Regions from separate parts of the Homo sapiens genome. Here region 2 is linked to region 1. The links are chromatin loops, found by intact Hi-C in ENCODE. Cell type or tissue: Caco-2. All regions are shown on one strand.

Region 1 (2,500 bases):
CTAAATCAAGACATACATTCACATGGGAAAAGACAGAAAATCTTATTCAACCTGGGCAATCTTTCCATTTCCTGAATCTCAAAGACAGTAGTTCTATTTTTAAAAGAATAATCAGAGGAAGCAGAAATTACCTACAGTTGAAAGCTCTGAAAAAAAAATAAGTTTTGGGAAGATAAATGGTTTATTCACAAAGCTAGTTTTATTTTTCTGTCATTTTATCCTCAATTTGTTTTTTGCTTAACAATTTGGAGGCCATTAAATCCAGAAAATAAAATAACTTCAATTATAATGTTGATAGTTTCTTTTTTCAAGTTCTTTCCTATTCTTTATAACCTAGAAAAGATTGACATTAGATTTATCCAGTTTCAAAATATTATATCTCTTTTGAATTTAAAAGTAATAAAAAGCAGATATTAATTGAAATTGCTGTCTGAATAAGCTACTCTTAAATTCTATGAATTTCATTATCTGTCAGTTCTCAAACATGTAAAATAACTAAGGGAAACATTTTTCCAATAATACTTCAAAATTTCTGAAAAAAATTGGATTGTCTATTATCATACAGACACAGAGGAGATAGGAGATATAAGGGGAAAGTAGACTTTACTTTTTCTTTTTTTACTTCTATTTTCCTATTTTTTGTTGAAAATATCCCCAGACACCTACTGTCACTCTTTCTATCACTATAAACTTGCTTCAATTATCTAGATTTTTATTATTTTTCTTTTGAGATGGGGTCTTACTATGTTGCCCAGGCTTGACTTGAACTCCTGGGCATAAGTGATCTTCTCACCTCAGCTTCCTGAGTAGCGGGGACTATAGGCATGCACCACCATGTCTAGCTCTAGAGCTTTTATAAAATGGAATCATACAGTGTGAACTTGTCTTTGGCATCTTTCATTAAGGATAATTATTTCGAGATTCATCTATGTTGTATGTACCAATAATCCCTATTATTTTGTGTTATTCAACATGTCATATACATGGTATCATGCAGTAAAAAAATAAGGAAGAATATGTACCATATATTTTAAGTTAGCCAGTAATCAAAAAGTGGAGGAAAACTGGTCCTAACGGTGTGACTTTGTTGTTAATAATTCTATGAGCCAATGGTTACATTCTTTCCACTGTGGTAGGGGCAAAGTTCTATTAGCATACATGTAGATAGCAAATAGAGTCTACTCATAAATCTTTCTTTCTGAAATGTAAATAGGGTCATACACCTACTTGCTTGAAATTTTCAACAGCACAATGAATAGAAGGAAAAAAAAAAAAACCTTTTTACCGGTGGATACAGCAGTGTATCCGTACATGTCTGCAGCAACTTCAATTCTTGCGTCCTCAGAAGAAAGAATTCAGCTGAGGGGCATAAGGCAGAAGAGATTGAGGCGAGTTTCAGACCAGGAGTGGAAGTTTATTTTAAAAAGGCTTTAGAACAGGAAAGAAAGGAAAAGTTGCCTGAAGAGACACAAGTGGGCACCTGAATGTCAAAAAGAGGGCGTTTAACTCTGATCCTAAGACTTTGTAGGCTCTCCTCTTTCCCAAGATTCTCCCTTAGGCTGGGTTTCCTGCATGTGCAGTGCCCTCCTTACCCCTGGGAACTGAGCACACGCAGCGTGTCTACGAAATTGTACACATGCCCATCTGAGGCTTTTTCTAGTGGAGTGTCCCTGGAAGTCACACTTCACCATTTTTCCTCTTAGAGCACATGCCCAGGAATTTTCTTCTCCCTGGCCTCTGCATTCAGTTAACACTAAAATGTCAGTAGCTGTGGATCATCAAGAGAGTGTCTCTCCCAGGTGCCCTGGTGCCAGCTGCCGAATTATCATTGTTAGAAAGGCAGTGTCATAATTGGGGAACCACGCTCATGCCTATCTAACTACCTGTAACAAATTCATGAATATAAAATACCTACACAATTGGCCTCTTCTTACCTCTTCAGGCCTGATTTCCATCCCTATTTTTAAGAACCACGTTATGGTCTGTACCTCTTTTGCTTGCAGGGCCCTCTATTTGGAATATTTACTCCTTTACCCACTTTCTTTGCTGTAGAATCTTTCAGGGGCTGCTGCTCTCAGTTGTACGGTGAACATTTATTTTTCCTCTTTTCTCTTCATAATTGTTCCCTCATTGTGGTTGTCTTAAACCTTTTATTGTGTTGCTTTTTAAATTCCAGGGGAAAGAAAAAGTCACCAGGGATTATATTTATTATTTGAAAAATTCTAAAAACTTCCCTTAAATACATATTACTCATATTTTATATATTAAGTACATAAGAGTTATAAAAATGTAAGAAATTTCCTGGTGATCTTTTATGGTTGAAAAGTGATTGAAATTGGGGAGAAAATGAAATGTGTACAATTTCAAATAGTAGCTTTTTCAGGTAGTAATTTTAGTGAGCCATCTGAATTTCTGTTGTTTATTTCACTTACATAATGAATACATTTTGTATCCTTGTGGAAATTCAGATCAATCTGGCTCCAAAAAGCTTTGCCAGAGG
Region 2 (2,500 bases), 350 kb before region 1:
CTCAGGAGGTCCTGAGAACATGTGCTCAAGGTGACTGGGATGCAGCTTGGTTTTGTACATTTTAAGGAGGCATGAGACTTCAATCAAGTACATTTAAGAAACACATTGGTTTGGTCCAGAAAGGTGGGATAACTTGAAGTGGGAGCTTCCAGCTTATAGGTATATTTAAAAGTTTTCTAGTTGACAACTGGTTCAGTTTATCTAAAGACCTGGGATCTATAGAAAGAATATTTGGGTTAAGATAAAGGATTGTGGAGACCAAAGTTCTTATTTGCAGAGGAAACCTTCAGGTAGTAGGCTTCAGAAAGAATAGGCTGTAAAATGTTTCTTTATCAGACTTAAAGTCGGTTGATGTTAATGCCAGAGAGGTATAATGAGGCATGTCTGACCCCCACTTCCCATCATGGCCTGAACCAGTCTTTCAGGTTAAATTTTAAGGGTGCCCTGGCTGACGAGGAAGTCCATTCAGATGGTTAGGGGACCTTAGAATTTTACTTTTGGCTTACATTTGGTTTACATGTATGTGTCTTTCTAGGTTGGAATTGTGGCTTATTCACTTTTGTATCAATACTGCTATGCATATTTATGTTCGTATGTATATGTACAGGTATATGTCTCCAGAAGTATGGTAGTTTGAGATACTTAAATGCTTGTTAAAAAACACAAAAACACGTTTGTTGCTTCAACAAGGCTCTCTCTTTTGATTCTTTACACATAAACTCTAAGGTAGACAGAACAAGGGTAACACATTCCTTTGAAAAGATAACCAACAACAAAAGTGACAGCGAAATAGAAGAAGTGATTTGTTTAATGTCTTCAGGCCACAAAGAGACACAGGCAGAACCAGAACTCAAATCTCTGCATTGGGCCATTCTCCGTGACCACTTCTTATTACAGTGGCTTGTCCTCTGGTTATTTCCATTGTCCTTCCAGACAACTGTGGTCATGGGAAACTGAATCTGGGCATGGCCATAGAACCTGAAAGGTATATAATTTCTCACTAGCAAAGAGTCTAGTCCATCTGGGAGACATTTGCATCACACTAGCACCAGGGAACTTTTTACCAAAGTGAAGCATGGGTTTTCTCCATTATGAGCCAGTAGGTGTCACAATTTACCCAAGATGAGCACAACCAGGTCTGTATGGCAGCCTCTGACATGTCCAAGGTATTCTACCTGAAGGGCTGATGTGGACTGTCCTCTCATCCTTCATTGATTATCTGGTCAACTGGCAGATGGTTGACCCCCTCCACCCATCCTGAGAGGTATGGCAGGTGGGGACAAATTATTTCAAAGCTTTGGTCAATTCAATTTCTTTCTTTTTTTTTTTTTCGTAGCTCCCGTATTTATTTATTTATTTATTTATTGCTTTTTTTTTTTCCTTTTTTTTAAATTATACTTTAAATTTTAGGGTACATGTGCGGACAAAAAACCAAACACCGCATGTTCTCACTCATAGGTGGGAATTGAACCATGAGAACACATGGACACAGGAAGGGGAATTCAATTTCTTTTCTCTTTGGCCAGGGACCTTGTGGAGCTTCTGAGGCTACCATCTGCACTGTGGTTCCTGTCTTTGTTTTCTCTATTCCCTGGATGCTTCTTCTACCCACCTCTAAGGTAGCTCCTGGGTGACCTTGGCTCTCCAGCTTTTTTGTTCTCCTGACTGCCAGGGTCAAAGTGAAGCCCTGGTGGCTGCTCTGCATCTGCCTTGCAGAGTTTTTTTTTTTTTTTTTTTTTAATATATTGATTATAAAACTCTGTATCCCTTATTTCCAAGGTTTCCCTGGACTAGACATGCTTTTCTGCCTGCCCATCACCATTGCCAAATGGGGCAACTAAATTTGTGTCACATGACTCTCTTTTCTCTCCTGGCCATTCCTGATCGCATCAGAAAAGGTATCTCAGGGAGATGGTGGGGATGCACCCAGCAAAGGAAGGATGGAAGAGATTCAGGCAGGCTGAAAGAAGGATGGGGGAAGAGAATGAGGGAAGACAGGGAATGGAGGAAAGAGTGGTTGGGGATAGGACACTTATGACTCATATGGAGTATAACCAACTGGCTGGACTCTCATTGACTGGGAGTTTAACCTCAGTGTGCAGGTGGTCGGGGTAGAAGAAACATTGCAGAGGCCTCAAAATCCAGTCTGGATGCATATTCTCAGGCCAAATCCCACTCTAAATATGAATAATTCAATGGTATAGATTAGTACTAAGTATATTTTGAGGAGAAGACACATGGGGAGGGTGGGGAGGATAGAACCAATATTTAGTAAATACTGTAGACTCCTGTAGTCCCTTTATTTACATCGCTCACACACAGCAGTTTAGGAATGCACTTGATAGCAAGGAACAGAAAACTCAACTTGAAGTGGCTTATATAAAGAGACACTATTCTTTTCACATAACAAGAAATCTGGAGTTCGATGCCTTCAGCATTGCTTCAGTGTCTTGATGATGTCAGTACAGGTGACTCTGAGAGCCTCTTGGCCACAAGAGCG

What was found. A loop is a pair of places that touch in the nucleus more often than their neighbours do. Peaks named below come from ENCODE experiments on the same cell type or tissue, not always from the same donor. Only the 100,000 strongest peaks of a DNase experiment are listed, where the experiment ranks them.
Region 2: a loop joins it to region 1, with 5 times the contacts of the local background. A loop is called at or near these places in 2 of 110 quality-filtered maps.

What each region holds. Positions count from the first base shown.
Region 1 is chr11:87,809,542-87,812,041 of GRCh38, forward strand. All of the region lies in intron 3 of LOC107984361 (a long non-coding RNA gene), which reads left to right. It also overlaps a transcript of RAB38 not described here. Among named protein-coding and RNA genes, the nearest start is that of LINC02711, 91 kb to the left of the region's middle. In Caco-2, no CTCF peak of the experiment used is centred here; no DNase peak of the experiment used is centred here; H3K4me3 peaks cover 360 bases.
Region 2 is chr11:87,462,595-87,465,094 of GRCh38, forward strand. All of the region lies in intron 2 of LOC107984361 (a long non-coding RNA gene), which reads left to right. Among named protein-coding and RNA genes, the nearest start is that of LINC02711, 260 kb to the right of the region's middle. RefSeq lists a silencer at 1,021-1,110. In Caco-2, a CTCF peak has its summit at 1,097 (motif pointing right); DNase peaks (open chromatin) are centred at 397 and 1,137.